3 separate regions of the Homo sapiens genome follow, and regions 1 and 2 are each linked to region 3. Evidence: chromatin contacts called from ENCODE Hi-C or POLR2A ChIA-PET data. All regions are on one chromosome and are shown on one strand. Each heading gives the region's core, a stretch centred on a gene start or an enhancer-like site at or near the end of the contact. The rest is flanking DNA. Distances are from core to core; before and after follow the strand shown.

Region 1 (3,942 bases), core at 103-2,602, 340 kb before region 3:
TGGCAAAATGACGTGAAACTCTTAAGTAGAAGAGAAAGCCTGCGGTTCTCATTTCAGAGGTGGAATAAAAACAAAATGTCTTCTGGAAACGCTACGCGGCCCTAGACCTCGCTGGAACCAGGAAATGATAGCCAGCTCCCATGCGCGTGGCCTGCTCTGGGACCCACGTGGGCGGGCGCCTTCCTCAGGAATGCGTTCTCAAAGGCCCACCGGTGTAGGGGGGCTGGAAAACAGCACAAACCCAAGTGTTCTCTGCAAAGCAGCAGTCCTGGTGGTGAAATAGGGGTCTTTTCTAAAACTGAGCAAAGCCTACCTTCCACTGAGGAAAAAATGGCCTCCAAGGGAGGGCTCTTTTTCCCCTACAAGTGACATTCAAAGTGGTGCTGTGTCTATCGGAACTAAAATAAGGGCGATTCCTTCTTTCACCATTCCCCACCGCAGTACAAGTGACGGCGGGACTGTGCTTAGTGGCGTCATCTAGTTTCAAGGCGGTCTCCTATCTGACTTTGAGCCCTCGCTCTTTATACCCAGTTACCCTCTCGTGGAGTCCGAGCAGCTGCTTCAGGGAGGCCCGGGAGCCCCTAGGGCGGGCAGCCCCGGAGCCTGCAGCTGCGACGCAGACTCGGAAACTACAACTGCGCGTGAAGCCGACTAAAGTTAACGCCTGTGTGATTGAGTCAGAAGCTCCTTCAGGAACACAGGAGTGGGGCCGACTCCTGGAATCCGGCCCCGGGTCGCTTATAAATGCGCCAAGAAAAAAACGTCACCGAAAAACTTTATACGCGTTCTTGCTTTGGTCCAGAATGGTAAAAAGCCTATCCTTTGAGTGTGTCCCGTGATGGGGTTAACTAGCAACCCTTGAAACTAGTGGAACTCAAAAGCAAAACAAAAAGCCATTGTACCCAGCCGCCCCGGGACCTGGGCCGGCGCCCTTGGGAAGTCTGGCGTGAAAGGAGGGGTGGCTTTGGTTTCAGGGCCGAGCTCGCCTCTCCCGGGTTGGGTTCAGCAGCCGGGCCGGGTGGGTCGTGGGCAACCCCGGGAGGCCCCCGGTCCCGGCGCGCGGCGAGGCCGCCCTCGGACCTGGCACTTGTCACTCGCTGTCCCCGGCCCGGGCGTCAGCGGGGAGACGCAGAAGGGCGGAGGGAGGGAGCCGGCCGCGGACAGCGGTGACTCAGCCTGCGGAGCCGGGGGCGGGCGCCGCGCGGGGGACAGGCGAGCCCGCGCTCGCGGGGGGCGGTGGCGCCCGGCACAGAGGGGTTAAGGGGGCGGTGCAGACGTCTCCCCGCCCATCCCGCCCCTCGAGAGCCGCGGCGCCCCGCCCTATTTATAGCAGCGGTGCCTAGCGCGCCGCGTCTCTCCGCAGGCCCCGGCCGCGGCGTCCTCGACAACCTATCGAAGGCGCCATGGAGCGACCGGCGCCCCTGGCCGTGCTTCCCTTCTCGGACCCCGCGCACGCCCTGAGCCTGCTGCGCGGCCTGAGCCAGCTGCGCGCCGAGCGCAAGTTCCTGGACGTGACCCTGGAGGCGGCGGGCGGGCGCGACTTCCCGGCGCACCGTGCGGTGCTGGCCGCCGCCAGCCCCTACTTCCGCGCCATGTTCGCGGGGCAGCTGCGCGAGAGCCGCGCCGAGCGGGTGCGCCTGCACGGAGTGCCTCCCGACATGCTGCAGCTGCTGCTGGACTTCAGCTACACGGGCCGCGTGGCGGTAAGCGGCGACAACGCTGAGCCGCTGCTGCGCGCCGCCGACCTGCTGCAGTTCCCGGCCGTGAAGGAGGCGTGCGGGGCCTTCCTGCAGCAGCAGCTCGACCTGGCCAACTGCCTGGACATGCAGGACTTCGCTGAGGCCTTCAGCTGCTCGGGACTGGCGAGCGCGGCGCAGCGGTTCATTCTGCGCCACGTGGGCGAGCTGGGCGCCGAGCAGCTGGAGCGGCTGCCACTGGCGCGCCTGCTGCGCTACCTGCGGGACGACGGGCTGTGTGTGCCCAAGGAGGAGGCCGCCTACCAGCTGGCGCTGCGCTGGGTCCGCGCTGACCCGCCGCGCCGCGCCGCGCACTGGCCGCAGCTGCTGGAGGCCGTGCGCCTGCCCTTCGTGCGCCGCTTCTACCTGTTGGCGCACGTCGAGGCCGAGCCGCTGGTGGCGCGCTGCCCACCCTGCCTGCGCCTGCTGCGCGAGGCGCGCGACTTCCAGGCGGCGCGCTACGACCGCCACGACCGCGGGCCCTGTCCCCGAATGCGTCCTCGCCCGTCCACCGGTCTCGCCGAGATCCTCGTGCTCGTGGGCGGCTGCGACCAGGACTGTGACGAGCTGGTCACTGTCGACTGCTACAACCCGCAGACGGGTCAGTGGCGCTACCTGGCCGAGTTCCCAGACCACCTGGGCGGAGGCTACAGCATCGTGGCGCTGGGCAATGACATCTACGTGACGGGTGAGTGGGCCAGGGGCTGGGCAGGCTCTCTGGGGTTGAACCTCGCCGGTACGGGAGCCCAGCTATTCGCGGGGGAAGCGCACAGAGCCTGGAATCCTAGGGGCGCACCTGAGTCCAAGCTGGGGCTCTGGTGACTACATGTCTCTGGGCGATACTTTTAACCTTGAAGAAGGGCCCCTTGTGTGAGCCGGGACAAGTAGCTGCTTGTGGGTCTCTGTGCCCCGTGCGGCCGGGGCTGCCAGGCTGAGCCAACTCCGTGCCCAGGAGGTGCCTCCCCACTTGGTTGGAAGATACTGGGGCATTCACCCCGCACAATGGGTGCTTTCTTTTTCTCCTTAAGGAATCCAGGGACGGGCAGGAGGCCGACGCCCGGTGAGGCATCTGTTCCCCACAAGCCGGGGAATTTCTCCCTCCCTGCTGAGCCACACCGGGCCCCCTGACTCACTCTTTGTCACCCGGTGACAAGGTTCCCTTGGGCTTGCACCTAGGCTCTGTGCTCTGGTCACATGGTGTTTAGGCTGAACTCCCCGGAGCCTGTAAACATGGTCACATGTTAAGAGGTTTTCTTCCAGTTACTTGGCCCAAACCCCAAAACACTGCCGAGTCATGGTAGGCGGGTCCCAGTCCGCCTGAGTTTGGGCTTCTACGGTTTTTATTAAAGATAAATCCCAGTTCAAACACGAGGCTACCTCCTTTGTCGGGGTGAGGAAGGGCGGTCTCTGTGACTGCTATATAAGGAAAGAACCCACCAGGCAGGCGTGTGAGGCGGTTATCAGGCAAGGAGGTGGGGACTGGGATGTCACAGCTGCTGTGCCCAGCCTTGCATGTTCGCGAGAGAGCCCACTCTGGGACGTGCTCCGAGTTCCAGTGGGGCTCTGAGGTGTCAGGTGGGACAGTTGCTGGATTCTGTTGCCACAGCTTCCTTAGCCTGCTGCTCTGAGTCCAGCCTCTGCTGGGTTCTGCCAGAATCTGTGCCTCTTTCCAATCCAAGGTTGTCCCCAAGTTGATTGGGGACCGTGTCCCTCCCCTCTTCTGAAAGTCTGACCAGTGGCTTTGAGCAGATAATTTCTTCCCAGAACTGGCCACACTGGCCCCAGCTTTCTGCACACCCTTCCATAAATGTCCCAGCAGAGCAGTTAATCCCTTGGGTTTAGGCAGGTGGCTGGTTCATTCCTTTCAGCTGCCTTTCACACAGCTCCATGGAAGGGAGGAGGCCGGCAGAGCTCACTTCCTAAGAACAAGAACTTGCTTTTCTCCCTTTAGAGCTCAGGGCTGTGAAACAGAATGTCTTGTCCGCTCTGTCCTGTGGCGCCAGCCTGGGAGGCCAAGGGGTACAGCCCCCAGGATGCTTGGGGTCCCTTCATGTCCTGGGGTTTCTAATAGACCTGGTGTAATTTACGATTACAGCCAGTACCACTTTTTATTCTTAGCTTTTTATTGAAATTGAAAATACGGGCCGGGTGCAGTGGCTCTTTGTAATCCCAGCACTTTGGGATATCAAGGTGGGTGGATCACTTC
Region 2 (3,511 bases), core at 496-2,995, 290 kb before region 3:
ACCATGGAGAATCCTACTTGTCATCTGGGACTCTAGGGAACTTTGAACATGGGTAGGAGTGGAGAGAAGATAGAAGAGGGAAAAAGCGGCTGGGCGCGGTGGCTCACGCCTGTAATCCCAGCACTTTGGGAGGCCGAGGTGGGCAGATCACGAGGTCAGGAGATCGAGACCATTCTGGCTAACACGGTGAAACCCCGTCTCTACTAAAAATACAAAACATTAGCTGGGCGCAGTGGCGGGTGCCTGTAGTCCCAGCTACTCGGGAGGCTGAGGCAGGAGAATGGCGTGAACCCGGAAGGCGGAGCTTGCAGTGAGCTGAGATCGCGCCACTGCAGTCCCACCTGGGTGAAAGAGCGAGACTCCGTCTCAAAAAAAAAAAAAAAAAAAAAAAGAAGAGGGAAAAAGCTGCCCTTGCTTAGGCCTGGCCACCTAGGTATGGTACAAAGCCAAGAACCAATTTCAATGAAGTTACAATACAACACATTCTAACAGCAAGGGTGAAATAATTGGAAACTGGCCGAAGTGTCTAGGAAGGTCTAGCCAGCACTTAGGTGGCAAGTGGATTGATGAACAAGGCCTGGGGACAGTTCAAGGGGCAAAGGCAGAGGCAAGGTCCTGTTTGGAGGATGGCAGCCAGAGGGGCCCTATAGCCAGGGGTCCCACTAAGTGTGGCTCTGCTGGCCCCTCACTCACCTGTCACACAGGGTCACCTCGGGTCTGTGCCTCACCTGCAGACAGCCAGAATGGAGAGGGAACAGGCCTGCCAGGAGGTAATCTCCGGGGAGGGTGAAGTCAGGAGAAGACTCCGTGCTATGGCAGGCAAAGGCCCAGCAGCAGGAAATGAGAAGCTGCAGGCCGACCAGGCGAGCCGTGCAGAGCAGCATGCTGGCCAGATGCCCGCGCCTGGCATGGCCAAGGAGTGGCCTCTAAGGAGGCCAGTTGCTTAAATAGAAGGCAGCTGCCGGATGCTTCCTAACTTCAGGCCCCCAAAAGGGGTGGGACTGGAGCCCAGTGGCTGAAGCAGGACTGTTTGCCTTGACATTCCGGGCCTGCGGTCCCACTCAGGAACTGGGCAGGACGAAGGCACAGATGCAAACCAGGTGGCACCCAGTGACCCTTCCTCTGGACGGTTGTGGGTTCTGTCCACGCTCTGTGACTTCACCTGGCTTAGAAAAGGAGCTCTGGCATTTTGGGGCGAGGTGGGAGGCTGGAACACAATTTCTCCGGGTGTTGCGAGGTTTCAGAACTTTTTACCTGGGCCTCAGTTTACTAAATGAGACACAGCTTTGAGTCGACACCCCCCTGCCCCAGTCTCCAGTTTTCTGACATTAAGATTCTGAGCAAATTGTCATATACTTTCGCCTTGTTACCCAGGGTTGCTCACTTCGAAACAAATGCATGCAAACCGAAGGTATGCAAATAGACATGTTTTGTTTAAACTGCCAATCCTAAAGCTTTTTCTGCAGGAGAAAAAAAATATCCCGGTGTTTTTCCGGAGAGGTGGCCCATGGCTGGTCGCGAGGTTTCTGGCTTTCTCTCTCCGGCCGGCTGGGGTAGGGAATTTGCGTAACGTAAATGGAGTCCTCCGTGGAGCCCCTCGACCAGATCGGCTGGAACCTCCTAGTGTGCTTCCGGAGGTTGCCGGCAGAGGGCGCCGGCGGCTCGGAGGCCCCTCTTTTCGGCAGCTGGGAGGGCAGCGGGGCGGACCGACGGGATCTCGCGAGATTCTCGCGCGGTAGGCCCTGAGGACCCAGCATGGCGGACTCGGGACTGCTGCTAAAGCGGGGTTCCTGCCGTTCCACTTGGCTGCGGGTCCGCAAGGCCCGGCCCCAGCTCATCCTCAGCCGCCGGCCCCGCCGCCGGCTCGGGAGCCTGCGCTGGTGCGGTCGGCGGCGCCTACGGTGGCGGTTACTGCAAGCCCAGGCGTCCGGCGTGGACTGGAGGGAGGGAGCCCGCCAGGTGTCGCGCGCGGCGGCGGCCCGGAGACCCAACACCGCGACCCCCAGCCCGATCCCTAGCCCGACCCCGGCCTCCGAACCCGAGTCCGAACCCGAACTCGAATCCGCCTCGAGTTGCCACCGGCCTCTCCTCATCCCACCGGTGCGGCCCGTGGGCCCCGGCCGCGCGTTGCTGCTGCTGCCGGTCGAGCAGGTAGGTGGGGGGCGCCGGTAGTAGTCCCCGAGGGCAGGGAGGGCTGGAGAGGCAGCCCCGGGAGAGCTGCAGGGTAGGAGAGGACCGTGGTCCCCCGGGCCTGTTCTCTGGCTGCCAGTCGGATTCAAGTCCATCCTCTTGATGGTTGGTGGCAACTAGGCTCCCCTGAGCAGCAGGGTAACAGGTACCCTGCTAAGGGGTCCCTAGGCCTTACGAGCTAAAGGGACTTTATTTTGTTTTGTTTTCTTTCTTTCTTTTTCTTTTTGAGACAGAGTCTCACTCTGTCCCCCAGGCTGGAGTGCAGTGGCACAATCTCGGCTCACTGCAACCTCCGCATCCCGGGTTGAAGCGATTCCCCTGCCTCAGCCTCCGGAGTAGTTGGGACTACAGGCGCGTGCCACCTCGCCCGGCTATATTTTTTGTATTTTTAGTAGAAACGGGGTTTCGCCATGTTAGCCAGGATAGTCTCGATCTCCTGACCTTGTGATCCACCCGCCTCGGCCTCTCAAAGTGCTGGGATTACAGGTGTGAACCACCGCACCTGGAACTCTGAAAGGGATTTTAATAGTTAAAAAAAAAAAAGGTTGCAATTACTGAGAGCTCAGAAATTCCAGGATTTAAGGGTTCCAAAAGTGTTTTAGGCTTTGAACCCATTTAAACATCCAGCTCTCTTACGGAGTAGTTGTCCCTCTCTCTAAGTGTTTACAGACGAGGAGACTGAGGTTGGGTAACTTACACAGTAGAGGGAGAGCTAGGAGTCGAACTCAGGCAGCCTGATTCTTAACGTGGATGCCATTCCTGGAGATTCCCTGTCTAATGCAGGAGGGAAGGCAAAACCCAGGAAGTTCTGGAAGAGACTTGGCAAGCTGTGGGTCTTTAAAAGGACAGAGTGGTAGAGTCTGTCTGAACCAGGAGCACAGAGCCGAGTTCACGGTCACCATGCTTTCTCTGTAGCTGCCATGGGGTATGATCTTAGTTTAAAAATATAAAGTATGGGCCAGGCGCGGTGGCTCAGGCCTGTAGTCCCGGCACTTTGGGAAGCCGAAGCTGGCAGATCATCTGAGGTCAGGAGTTTGAGACCAGCCTGACCAACATGGTGAAACCTCATCTCTACTAAAAATACAAAAATTAGCTGGGCATGGTAGCACACGCCTGTAATCCCAGCTACTCAGGAGGCTAAGGCAGGAGACTTGCTTGAACCCGGGAGCTGGAGGTTGCAGTGAGCCAAGATCACGCCATTGCACTCCAGCCTGGGCGACAGAGTGAGACTCCGTCTCGAAAGAAAGGAAGAAAGGAAGGAGGGAGGGGAAAAGAAAGAAAGGAAAAGGAAAAGAGAGAGCTGGGCACAGTGGCTCACGCC
Region 3 (3,653 bases), core at 831-3,330:
GGACAAGCTCAGCCACATGAAGCTTCTGCCACGCCACCATGCCCCTTGGCCCCCCGGGGCTGGCCTCAGCCAGCCTCGGCCCCCAGCTCCACCCATGACCCATGCCAGAATGGTGCCCTGGGTTCAGAGCAATGAGGAGGCCACCCTTCCCAGCTAGCAGAAGGCCCAGGGCTGGCCACAGCAGTGCCTGAGCCCAGGGGCTCACTGAGGGGACCAGTTCCCCAAAGCACCCACACCCTTCACTTGAAGTTGGGCCCCGCATCAGACTCCCTAGTTCAGTCCTGGCTCAGCCACTCATCCGTGTGGCTTTGGGCAAACCAGGCACCTGAAAACCGCCTCCCAGGGGCACCGGGCACTTTGCAGCAGAACCCAGCACAGCACGAAATAAGCCAGGGCCCCGGGGCGGCCATCAGAGGCCATCTCCCACCTGCCCTAGAGCCAGCTGAGGCCGGGCAGAGGCACTGGTCCAGGCAGTGGGTCAGCTGGGCTGGCAGAGGGGAGCCAGGCCCAGACAGAGGCATGGCTCTCCATGGCTGTGTGTGCAATCTTAACCGTGGTGTTTCTAAGCGGCATGGCTCTCGGTGGCCATGTAATTAAGTGTGGCGTTTCTACCGTTTCACCCCGAGTCACAGGCGAGACACTTAGAAACACCACCCTTGATTACAGCTGCCCTGTGCCAGCCTCCCACTGCTGGTGGCCTATTTATAACCAGGACCACCTGGAGGGGGAGCCAACCTGTCCACAGAGGGCTCACTGGGGACACTGAGGGCCCTGGCTGCCCGAGAAACCACAGGGAGTATAGGTGTGCATGGCCCCAGATTCCCCCTTGCTCAGCCCCACACGTTATTGCGGGGCCTTTCTCTACAGACACTCCTCTTTTTGTCTCATGGGACGGACCCTAAGACCCATCCTGGGCCCCCTAAAAGCTGCTCAGGGACCTGGGGTGTGGGGACGGTTTAGGCAGGTGCAGGCTGTGGAGCAGCCCTGCCCGGACTGGGCAAGCTCCAAGCATCCGTTTTGGCTGCAATTGGTTTGGGTCTCCTCCTGGTCGGGTGCCTAGTTTCCTCCAGACACAGGGGTGCCTAGTCATGGATGTGTCCCAGAGGCACGGAAGGACACTATGCCAGGCAGCCCCAGAGGCCTTGTGCCCATTGTGTGTGTGGTCAGGTGCTTTCTAGAAAAGACAGGCACGATCCTCAGGAGGCGTCCTCTCCAGGGCCCCCATCAAGAAGCAGGAGGCTTTCCGCCTGCATGGGGCCAGCTGAGGCTGTCAGTCTGTGGGTGACAGCCTGTGCTCTATGAGGAGTGGTGATAGCATGAGGGCTTGGGAGGGAGGGGCGGAGGGGCGGGAAGAATGGGAGGAGGGGAGGAGGGGAGTAGGAGAAGGCTTCAGGCGCTGGGCTGCAGACCCTGGCCTCTCCCGGCTGGGCGGTGGTGCTCAGAGTTTCAGAGAGAACAATTTCTGAGCCTGTGGGGGTGGCGGGGACCACTCGGCAGCCCGGTGGCCCGTGCACTTTATTCCCTCAGTGGACCCCCCAGGCCCGGGGAGCAGCGTGAATCCGTAACTGGCCCAACCTTGCCCCTCGCTGCCCCTGCTTCAGACTGGATTCCCGGTTCCTAGAAGCCGCTGGCCATGCGTCCCTTGTCCTCTCCACGCCCCGCCCCGATTGTTCATCTTAGATGCGGCTTCCTCCAGGAAGGTCTCCCTGAGCCCCAGCCCTGGCCCCAGGTTCTCAGTGTCCATTCCTGCCCCAGCTCCCTCTGGCCCCCGGGCCCCCAGAGCTCCGGGCCTGGGTCTTGCCCCGGCGTCCGAAGGCGGCGTCCGGAGTGTGCACCGAGCCGAGCTGGGAGCCAGGGGCGCGGCGCTGTCAGGAGGCGCCACCAGCCCAGGGAGGCTCGGGCCGGCCGCGGGCGGACGCGGGGACACGGGTGGGCTGCGTACGGACGGACTGACGGAAGGACGGACGGGCTGACAGACCGACAGACGGCCGCGCCTCTGAGCGGGCGGGGGCGGGGCGGGCCGAGGGGCGGTGCGGAGGCCCCGGCGGAGACATGCGCCCTGCTCCGCCCCCCGCCCCCGGCCGCCCGGCGCAGCAGCGGAGCGGCGGGAGCTGAGCGAAGCGCGGCGGCGGCGGCGGCGCCTAGGGGAGGGAGGGGCGGCGGGGCCGAGCCCACCTAGCGGAGCGCGCCGGCCGCCGGTGGCCGCCGCCAGCATGCCCCGGCCCGCGGGCCGCTCCGCCGCCAGCCACCCCCGCGGCCCTCGGCGGCCTGCGCTCGGCCCGGGGGCGCGGGAACCGCAGCCGGAGCCGGAGGCGGGAGCAGCGAGCCGGAGCCCCGGGCGCTCGAATGCAGGGTGAGCGTCGCCGCCCTGGCCCGAGGGCGGACGGACGGGAGGACCCCGGCGGGAGGACTCGGCGGGAAGGGAGGGGGCTTTCCGCGCCCTATCGGTCGCGGGGTCCGTCCGAGGGCCCACGAGCGGCGCTTAGCGCTGGCACCCCCCCAACTTGGGGACCTTCGGGGTAACTTCCCTGGGGCCAGCCCCTCCCTCCGTCCCCCTGCATCGGGGCCTAGCAGCGCCGCCCCCTGGGCTTCTCAGGGGACGGGGGCGGGGCGCGGTCTGGGGATCCTGAGCCCGCCCCTGCTCGGCGCAACCCAGAGGGGTCCGGGGGCCGCAGTCCCGCCAGGTTTCCCAGCCTGTCGCTCGGACGCGCCCTCGGGGTGGGGCAGGACTCGGGGCACCCACTGGGGACCAGCAGGCGAGAGCACGCGAGTCGGAGCGGGGATTGCGGGGGGGGGGGGGGATCGGAGCCCCAGGGGGTTGGGACTGTAGGGGCGGGGGCTGGGGGGGGCGTGCCGGAGATGTCCAGGCCTCGCGCTGCGCGTCCCTCCCTGGGCGACGGCCAGGCCGGGCCCCGTGGAACACATCGGCTGCAGCGCGGGCGGAGACCGGCGTGGGGGCGGAAGCCGGGGCGCAGCCAGAGCCCGGGGAATCCTTTCAAGTTCTGGGTTCTCTTTGTTGCGCAATGGGGCCTCGGGGCCGCGCGGCCTCATTGGCCCGGAGCTGTGACGTCACGCCCCGGCCCCGCCCGCATGTCTTGCGGAGGGAGGCCTCATGGCCCGGGTGGGTCCCAGGCTAGTTGCACCTGCAGTTGGCCCTGCAGTGGGCGGGGAAGTGGGAAGCCGGGTCCTGAGATGCTGCGGAATGCTTTAAGTGCCCTGCAGGAGAAACTTCCCAGCAGAAGACAGGGCTTTAAGTGCCCTGCAGGAGACACTTCCCAGCAGGAGACTGGGTCCCGTCGGCACTGTGGGGAGCCCAGCCTGGGGTCTGGCCCTAGTGGCCGCTCCATTCTATGAAGAATGAACAGAAAGGGTGCAATCCGTGGATCTGTGGTCACTGACCCAGAGCCAGAGGGACACTTTGTTCCCACACAACCAGTCCTCTGTCACTCTGCACTTGGAACCCGGTGTCCACGCCCTGTCCCCCAGGACGTTCCTCTCCCATGCCAAGACTACAGTGCCCAGGAGTGCCTGGCCCCAAACCCAGCCCTGACACTATTCTCTCCGTGTTGCCCTGAGCTTCTGCCTGAAGTGTTCCCATCTGCAGTGTGGGGACGGTGAGACCTGCCCTGCAGACCTGAGGCTCAGAAAGACCT

The links. A loop is a pair of places that touch in the nucleus more often than their neighbours do. ChIA-PET counts read pairs that join two places held with the same protein, here RNA polymerase II (POLR2A). Pooled maps may share reads with other maps.
Region 1: a loop to region 3 is called in a pooled map, with 4 times the contacts of the local background. The contact joins the promoter of KLHL21 here to the promoter of GPR153 in region 3. A Hi-C loop is called at or near these places in 7 of 50 pooled maps.
Region 2: a loop to region 3 is called in a pooled map, with 11 times the contacts of the local background. The contact joins the promoter of NOL9 here to the promoter of GPR153 in region 3. A Hi-C loop is called at or near these places in 3 of 50 pooled maps. POLR2A ChIA-PET finds 5 or more read pairs at or near these places in 2 of 52 experiments (GM10248 and GM12878).

Annotation. Positions count from the first base shown.
Region 1 is chr1:6,600,279-6,604,220 of GRCh38, reverse strand. It overlaps KLHL21 (kelch like family member 21), which reads left to right and starts at 1,352. Exons shown (of 4, transcript NM_014851.4): 1 at 1,352-2,424. The coding sequence starts at 1,404. LOC107984913 (a long non-coding RNA gene) reads left to right here. Exons shown (of 2, transcript XR_001737882.3): 2 at 1-774. RefSeq lists enhancers at 397-546, 587-746, 767-856, 2,617-2,666, 2,697-2,836 and silencers at 947-1,336, 1,937-2,096, 2,277-2,356.
Region 2 is chr1:6,552,747-6,556,257 of GRCh38, reverse strand. It overlaps NOL9 (nucleolar protein 9), which reads left to right and starts at 1,745. Exons shown (of 12, transcript NM_024654.5): 1 at 1,745-2,151. The coding sequence starts at 1,756. It overlaps TAS1R1 (taste 1 receptor member 1), which reads right to left and starts at 951. Exons shown (of 6, transcript NM_138697.4): 1 at 694-951. The coding sequence starts at 884. RefSeq lists a silencer at 1,780-2,039 and an enhancer at 3,434-3,511.
Region 3 is chr1:6,259,525-6,263,177 of GRCh38, reverse strand. It overlaps GPR153 (G protein-coupled receptor 153), which reads left to right and starts at 2,080. Exons shown (of 6, transcript NM_207370.4): 1 at 2,080-2,353. RefSeq lists silencers at 1,841-2,160, 2,341-2,510, 2,531-2,690, 2,861-3,050.